Linked DNA regions of Homo sapiens: region 2 is linked to region 1. Evidence: read pairs that join two places in POLR2A ChIA-PET (ENCODE). Cell type or tissue: A673. All regions are shown on one strand. Links, peaks and the distances in the headings refer to the core of each region. The heading gives the core; the rest is flanking DNA.

Region 1 (4,383 bases), core at 240-4,239:
TCAGACCAAGTGGAGTCAGAGAATTTCCTTATGGCCAGCTGCTACACAGAAAAGCAGGGGAAGGTAAGAGTAATAGTTCTATTTTCTTTTCTTCTTCTTTTTTTTTTTTTCTTGAAACAGAATCTCTGTCACCCAGTCTGGAGTGAAATGGCACAATATCAGCTCACTGCAAACTTCACCTCCTGGGTTCAAGCGATTCTCCTACCTCAGCCTCCCAAGTAGCTGGGACTGCAGGCGTGCGCCACCATGCCTGGCTAATTTTTGTATTTTTAGTAGAGACGGAGCTTCACCATGTTAGCCAGGCTGGTCTCAAACTCCTGACCTCACGTCAGGCTGGATCTCAGCTCACTGCAACCTCTGCCTCCTGGGTTCAAGAGATTCTCCTGCTTCAGCCTCCTGAGTAGCTGGGACTACAGGCACACGCCACCACATCTGGCTAAGTTTTGTATTTTTAGTAGACACAGATTTCACTGTGGCCAGGCTGGTCTCAAACTCCTGACCTCACGTCATCCACCCGCCTCGGCTTCCCAAAGTACCGGGATTACAGGCATGAGCCACCACATCCGGCTCCCAATATTTCTACTTTCTATGACCTACCTTACGGAAGAGGAATTCTCATTTCTATGGCTGCCTTGGGGGAGAAAAGTGGGGACAGGTCAGAGAGAGAGAGAGATACTGCTTCTGAGGCTGCTTCTGAGACCTTCCAGTCTCCTTTAGCTCAAAGTACTCAGCATGCCACAGCACCATACTTTGGAATATCATTATCTCAGCCCCAATACGGGAAGATGCTTGAAAATGCACTGTGTTTGTTGCAGATCACAAGCAACATCCTATGAGAACGTGATTCCCATGCCAGGCCCCCCATCCAGACAGGCCTGGTTTTCTGGACCCCATGACTCAGGGCCCCAAGAGCCATGGGCTCACGGAAGCCCCAGAAACTTTATTTGACCCCTTTGGCATTCCTGGGTCGCTTCTTTGTCTCCTTTCCCAAAACACATGGTTGTGTGGTCTTATCTTGGCCACGATAACTACACAAGAACAAGAAGCTGCCATTCACTGAAGACACTACCATCTGCCCCCACAAGATCAGCACCCTAGGAGTGGACTGAACATGTGCCCTCTCCCCTTGGCTGAGACAGAAACAGAGGAGATGTGGCTCTTGGCTAAGGATTTAATGGAGCCCTTTCTGGGAACAGCCTTCTCTGTGCAGAACTGAGGGAGCAGTTGTTAGGGGCCCAAGCACCACTCTGCATGGTCATGCCACTTACTGGATCCAGGGCCAGCAGTGTTGAAAACAGGAGGTGGCTGGGAAATGTTCCCCTCTACCTTATGGCTCAGGCTCTGCTGTTCTGTCTCTGAGTCTTCTGTTTGCCTTCAGGAGCGGCTTGTGGTGTTCCCAGGGTATGGGAGTCCTGCCTGCGGAGGGAGATCTGCAGGTGAGCTAGGAGGGGCCGCCCAGATCCCTGACACTGCAAAGGCCAAGCCCACACCCTACCCCCCCATGCTGGGGCTGGAATGCCTTGGTCATTCCTCCTTACCCCGGTTGCTGGTAAGGTCCCTCCTGGTCCTGCCCCATACCTGGTGGGACTCACTTTCCAACACCCTGGGGGGAGGGGACATTCACACGGGCAAGGCAGGAAAAGGCGGCAAGTTTGAGGTTAAGAGAGCATGGGACAAATGAATGATTGGACCCAGAACCGCCTGGGTTTGATCTTGACTCCACCACCAGCTCTGGGAGCTGCCCAGTGACTTGACCTCTCTGAGCCTCAGTTTCCTCATCTGGATAACAAGAAAATTCATAATACCTTCCTCCTAGGGCTGTTATGAGTATTAAACGAATTAACACATGTCAAAGTTCAGGATGGTGAGTGGCGCATAAAACCTGCTCAGAGAAGATAGCTGTTAGTATTAGTATCAGTGTTAGTATTATTGTTAAAGTATTTCTTTTTTTTTTTTTTTTTTGAGATGGAGTCTCGCTCTGTCGCCCAGGCTGGAGTGCAGTGGCACAATCTCAGCTTACTACAGCCTCTGCCTCCCGGGTAGCTGGGATTACAGGTGCCCACCACCACATCTGGCTAATTTTTTTGTATTTTTAGTAGAGATAGGGTTTCATCATGTTGGCTAGGCTGGTCTTGAACTCCTAACCTCAGGTGATCCGCCTGTCTTGGCCTCCCAAAGTGCAGGGATTACAGGCATGAGCCACTGTGCCTGGATTGTTACAGTATTTCAAGAGATAAACTCAAACTCAGTGAGCCCCCTCAGGGAAGAGAACTAGTGAGGAATTAACTTCTGAAATGCCACCCCAGACATGCTCTCTCTAGCACACACCTTGAAGTATTACTCCGCACCCCTGTAAAGTTGTCTAATCACTCCAGCCCACCGGGAAGAGGGTCTCATCCTGTTTAGGGAGGTGGAGGAGTGTAGTGGTTTTGAGTGCAGACTTTGGGGCCAGACTGCCTGAGTCTGAATCTGAGCTCTGCACTGTTGGAAGGTTCCTTAACCCTCTGTTTCTTTGTTTCCTCACTTGTGGCATGGGAAGACGCAAGCACCTGCCTGGGAGGTTTAAGTGAGATCATGTGTGCCTGGTGAGCCCTGATGACAGCCTGGCATTGGTGGCACTGTGGACTAGGGGCTGGGTGCGGGAAGGTTGGGGCTGCCACAGGCCACCCCCGCTGGTGTCCCTAAGGGGTTGTGCCCTGGAACTCCAGTGTGACCAAGAGGGGGAGGGTGGTAAAGCCACATCATAACTTCCTCGTAGGCTCCTCTCTCCGAAGAGCCCTCGAAGCAGAGGGGCCCGAGTGGCTGCCTCAGGTGACCAGAGAGGTTCAGGCTCTGTCCAGCTCCCTCCAAGCTGGAGGCTGCTGACTGTGCAGGGCACAGGGTGGGGCACGCTGGTCCCCATTCGGTCATCTCATTCAAGCCTCCCTCTACCTACCTCCAGGAGGCTGGCATTTACTGCCCCATTCTGCAGACGAGGGACTAAGGCCCAGAGACCCAGACATGGCGGTATCAATTCCAGGCCTGACTGATCCTGGAGCGGCCCCATTCCTCACCAGGACATCCCTGGCATCCCCACTCTGGGATGAAGCCACTGTCTCCCATCTCAGGTACAGAGCCAGCCATGCACACTTTCCTTCCTTCCAGGTCTAATTTTCCATCCCAGCTAACTTTTCTGTTCCCACTTGCTGGCTCTCCCTTTCTCTATGTATCTGAAAGCTCACCCCTGTAATCCCAGCACTTTGGGAGGCCGAGGCGGGCAGATCACTTGAGGTCAGGAGTTCAAGACCAGCCTGGCCAACATGGCAAAACCCTGTCTCTACTGAAAATACAAAAATTAGCTGGACATGGTGGCATGCCTGTAATCCCAGCTTCTGGGGAGGCTGAGGTGGGAGGATTGCTTGAACCTGGGAGGTGGAGGTTGCAGTGAGCCAAGCTCGTGCCACTGTACTCCAGCCTGGGCAACAGAGCGAGACTCCATCTCAAAAAAAAAAAAAAAGATCAGTGAGTGATTTTTCATGCCTATGGACTCCGTCATGGAACCTCAGAGACTCACAGAGGTAAAAAGCAAGCCCTCCCTTCTAGAACTTGTCCAGGAGCTGGGGAGGAGGTTATGGTCTGGAATAGACATTCTGCAGCCCGGGAGGTTGGAGAGATCTGCCCTGGAGACAGCCAGGAGGGCTTCCTGGAGGTGGTGGACCTTGAGACGGGTTTGGAAGAGGTGGGGCCTTTTGGCCAAAACAATTCATGAAAGGCAACGAATGCCTGCAGACCTGGGATCAGATCTCAGCCTTGCTGCCACCTAGCTGGGTAACCTTGGTCCTGGTAATTAACCTGTCTTTGCCTCAATGTCCCCATCTGGAACAGAGGCATCAAGTCATTGATGAAGGAGTGTGACTTCCTGGCATGAGCACTGAGTCCAGAGGCTTGGGTCCCCACTGCACTAACAGGTCAAGCAACTTTGATAATGGATGTGGCTGAGCTGATTGGTGCTTGCTTGGTGCTGCATGCTTTACATGTATTATCTCATTTAAATGTCACAGTCACCTTACTTGAGAGGTCTCCATTTCTCAGATGAGGAAGCATGTCCAGAGAAGTCTGGTGACTTCCCCAAGGTCACACAGTTGGCATGTGTCAGAGAGGGTGTCTGTCAGATTCTCGAGCTCATGCCCCTAACATTCTGGACACTTTGACCGACCCTCCCTCTCAGGCTTCACCATCATTAAAAAGGGCAGGGGGTGGGCAGGTGACATTCTGCTCCATCACAGCTCACAGCCCAGCTGCCTGCTGCAGCAGGAAGGGTCCCTGCTGGAGCCCAGTGCCCTCGCCCGGCCTTTCAGCAACTTCCCTGAGGCCTCCACCCCCAGGATGGTGAGAAGTCGTGCC
Region 2 (4,383 bases), core at 168-4,167, 230 kb before region 1:
AGCCAATGAGAACATGGGCATAATGCCAAGTGCTGACCCCAGGACACTGCCCGTCACCCTCCCTATACCCCTGGATCCGAAGGCCAGAGATGCCTCCTCCTATAGTGTCCAGTCATACTTATTGCAGTCAGGAGGTCAAAGTGAGTTACAGAGGGAAGGGACCTTGGATGATGCCTAGGCCAGTGCCCCTCTCATCCAGGTGAGTAAAATGATTGTCCAAATCACAGGGAGAGCATGGATTCCTGAGGGAAGAGGCTGTGGGTGGGAACCAGGTCCACCCTGTCCCCAAGGCTTGCATCTTGGCGCCAATGGCCATGGTCACGGCACAACCAGCTGAAGAACCCCCAGAAACAGTCCCTTTGTTCTGTGTGGCCTCCTGAGCCTTGGCAAGGATCTCACTCATTCCCAGAAAGGACGGCCACTTGCAGGAAGACTATTATTAAGGCCAGGGCTGAGGCCGGCCATGGAGAGGTCCGAGCCAGGGAGGCCTCACAGGAGCCTTTCATGAGTCTCCAGTGGACGGAGTTGCTGGAGGAGCCAGCACTGCAGACGTTGCTCTCGAGGTGGCCAGTCTCGGGGCCTGCAGTGGCCCACAGAACAGGCCCCTGAGTCCTGCTCTAAGCTTCTCCCAGAGGCCAGGGAGCAGGCTCATAGCCCCAGCCTTGGCATGCAGTGTCTCCAGCTCTGCTCAAGAGCTCCTCCCCACCGCATCTCTGTCCCACAGAGCATCCCATCCCTCTCGGGCTGGGCCGGCTGTACTCGGAAGTGAGCACAGAGGGCAACCCAGGCAGGTCAGCAGGGGCCAGGGCATCCTATGGAGGGACTGAGGGCTGGCCACGCTGTTGTGGGGGCCTGGGAGGCACCTGGGGAGTCTGTTTGGAGCTGCATGTGCACAGTAGGCACCCTGTTCTCATGGGTGATGGTGGCCTGTGGGTGGACAACACAGGTTACAGGGGCTGCCTCTGCTGGTAAGCACTGCTGGCTTTAGTGTGCGTCCCTTCAATGCCCCAGAATGACCCTCGGGAGCCAGGGGGTCCTGCTTGCCAGGCAGCAGCAGGCCTCAGAGTGGGCCTCTGTGGGACGGTGAGCAAAATGCTCATCACAGTCACGCACGTGTATGTACATGCGTATGGTGACATACCACTACACATCTGTGCCCATCTCGATGGCCTCAGCTGCAGCGGCTCTGCTGGGGGATGGCCAATACTCCCCTCCCAAACCAGAAAGTACAACTGTGGGTTTGGGATACGAAGCCCTGCCCTGTGGCTAACTCTCTGCTCTCATCTTTCCCACGCTCAGTTCTTTGCCAGAGCTTTGCCGTTTAAGTCATGGGACCAGGGAAGGGAGGGAGAGGTATTTTAGAATGTAGCAAGCTAGGGGGGTGAGTGCCTGGCTGTTTAATTGATCAGAAAGCTGGGGCTACCCAACAAACATATTTCACAAGGGCCCCCAGGACTCCGAAGCTGTGGTTTGCAGCCAGATGGTTTGGGTTCGGACAGTGGTGTTGCCTTTTCCTTGCTGTTACCTTGAACAAGTCACTTCATGTCTCTTGGCCTTAGCTGTTCCATCCATGAAATGGGTCGATGACAGCTCCCGCCTCACGGGTTAAGCAAGGATTAAGTGACGTTGTGCACGCACACTGCCCATCACAGTGCCCGGTCCACAGACTCACTCAACAAGAGTCAGGCTTCTTCCCAACTGGGGGCTCAGAGCCCCAAGTGTGGGGAGTGGAGGACCCCACACATCTCCTCCTCCAGAGGAGTCCCCGTCACACACACAGAGAAAGCCCAAGAGGCAAGGAAGACACATGACTTTCACCTGGCTGGGCTGCGGCCAAGGGTGTGGGTGGCACACATGGACCTCCCCCTGATCAGCAACAGTGCCTTCCCAGGCTGCGGTTGACAGGCAGAGACGCAGGCCAGGGGCAAGGGAGGGAGTGCAGCCAGCCCTGGCGGCGGGGCTGACTCTCCTGTCCTCGGCCTCTCCATGCACCTCAAGGCCAGGCTTGGATGAGGGCCTGGGGGATGCCGGGCCATGTGGAGGGGACCTTTCAGCTTTGGAACAAAATGTCTGAGGAATGACAAGGGCCCTCCTTGTCCATCGAGGGTTGGGGGAGGGGAGCTGTCGCAAAGCCCAGTCTCTGCCTCTGGGAACCTGCAAACTCACACACAGAGAGAAACAGGCGGCACGACCTCCCCAGCAGGAGCAGAATGGCAAGGTCCCAGTCCAAGGTCCCCGAGAGGGCGGCATGTGTGTCCCAAGGCGGGATGGGTGGCTTAAGCCTGTTCATGAAGGTCTGCCTCAAGCAGGAAGCCCAGGAGGTTAGCTTCAGACAGTCAGAGCAGCAGAGGTGGTTTCCCGGATGGGAGGAGGAGGAGGATCTCAGGCACCGCACGGCTTCTGAGGCCCCTTTACACTGCTACCGGGATAATGGTCTCACCAGCCCCCTCAGAAAACGGGGATATGGCAAAAGAAGAACAAAACAAGGCTGCTGCCAATATCACCGCTATTAAACTCAGCTCTGAAATTTCCCGTCAATGCAATAAAACCCAAAGCAGAAAACAGAGTGGAGCTATTAGAAAGAAAGAGACTACTTCAACATCCAGATTAGAAAGAAAGAAGGAAAGGAAGGAAGGAAGGAAGGAAGGAAGGAAGGAAGGAAGGAAGGGAGGGAGGGAGGGAAGGGAGGGAGGGAGAGAAAGAAAGAGAGAGAGAAAGAAAGAAAGAGAAGAAAGAAAGAGTGACTACACTTTTTTTCTGTTTGTTTTGTTTTGTTTTGTTGTTGTTGTTGTTGTTGTTGTTTTGAGACGGAGTCTCACTCTGTCGCCCAGGCTGGAGTGCAGTGGTGCTATCTCAGCTCACTGCAACCTCCGCCTCCCAGGTTCAAGCGATTCTCTTGCCTCAGCCTCCAGAGTAGCCGAGACTACAGGCGTGTGCCACCATGCCCAGCTAATTTTTTGTATTTTTAGTAGAGACGGTGGTTTCATTGTGTTAGCCAAGATGGTCTCGATCTCCTGACCTCGTGATCCGCCAGCCTCGGCCTCCCAAAGTGCTGGGATTACAGATGTGAGCCACCACGCTGGGCCGAGAGACTACGTTTTCATTATTTTCTAGGATATGATCATCTACCCAGGAAACTCAAAAGAATCAACCGAAACACAACTAGAATTACGAAGAGACGTAAGTGGACACTAGCGGGACAAAAGATAACTATCCCATTCATTGGAAGGCCATGCAAACAAAAATTTAGAAAAAAAAGAAAATTAAGATAACTACCCCAATATCCACTGCTTTCCCGAGTACTGGAGAACCTCCAATCATAATGACAAAATATAAAACATATAAGGATTGCGTTTTAAAAGAAACATCCATGAGACATATAAAGAAGTACAGACCTTGGCCGGGCACAGTGGCTCATGCCTGTAATCCCAGCACTTTGGGAAGCTGAGGTAGGCGGATCACTTGAGGTCAGGAGTTCGAGACCAGCCTGGCCAACATGGTGAAACCCCATCTCTACTAAAAATACAAGAATTAGCCGGGCATGGTGGCGGGTGCCTGTAGTCCCAGCTACTCGGGAGGCTGAGGCAGAACGATGGCTTGAGCCCAGGAGGTTGAGGCTGCAGTGAACCGAGATTGCGCCACTACGCTCTAGCCAAGGTGACAGAGCATGACCTTGTCTCAAAAACAAAAACAAAAACAAAAAGAGAGAGAAAGAGAAGGGGAAAGGCACCCCACTACGAGCTTCCAATGAGTTAAGTGCCAAGGATGAATGAGTGTGAGTGTGGCCCCCAAGTCATCCAGACGGTGGCCTGGGAGAGGACAGACAGCCCAGCCCAGGCCAAGCCCGGGCTCAGGAGCACTCACTGCCTCATATGAAGAAGCAATGCCACCTCATGGGGGTGCCGGGAAAACTGGCCGACTCTGGAGAAAAGTGAAGGCCGAACATCATCCTACCCATATCCCATTTGGCAGAAGTTAAAGATTGAAACACAAAACCTTAAAGAACTGAAAATAATATGTATGAAGAACTTTCTAAGCACACAAGAAATGAATCTCTGGGTAAAGTGAATATACTTTGCTACATATGACAAAAAGAATCCTCCTGGACAGCATCAATAAGACCAAAATGCAGAAAACGAGGAAAAGGGCTTTACTGCGGAGCCCGCGCTATTCACAGTTCCACGTGCTGGGAGCCGCTTGGCAGGGCTGCTTTGCTTATCTGTCCCCAGAGATAGAAGCCCTGGCCGGCATCCTTGCTCTGGAGACTGGGATGGTGGCTTGAGGCCCTGGGACCTGGCCGCCCCACCTGGCCCTGCTGTGGTGTGTGGGACTGGCATGTGACAAGTCCCATCAGACCCACTGTCACTTCAGTCAAGAGACCAG

Evidence for each region. ChIA-PET counts read pairs that join two places held together with the same protein. Peaks named below come from ENCODE experiments on the same cell type or tissue, not always from the same donor. Only the 100,000 strongest peaks of a DNase experiment are listed, where the experiment ranks them.
Region 2: POLR2A ChIA-PET joins it to region 1 with 9 read pairs; 2 of 35 experiments call an interaction of 5 or more read pairs at or near these places.

Annotation. Positions count from the first base shown.
Region 1 is chr11:61,619,354-61,623,736 of GRCh38, reverse strand. It overlaps the pseudogene RPLP0P2. Among named protein-coding and RNA genes, the nearest start is that of SYT7, 40 kb to the right of the region's middle. In A673, for the core only: no CTCF peak of the experiment used is centred there; no DNase peak of the experiment used is centred there.
Region 2 is chr11:61,851,576-61,855,958 of GRCh38, reverse strand. All of the region lies in intron 5 of FADS2 (fatty acid desaturase 2), which reads right to left. Among named protein-coding and RNA genes, the nearest start is that of MIR6746, 25 kb to the left of the region's middle. In A673, for the core only: no CTCF peak of the experiment used is centred there; a DNase peak (open chromatin) is centred at 2,458; H3K27ac peaks cover 4,000 bases.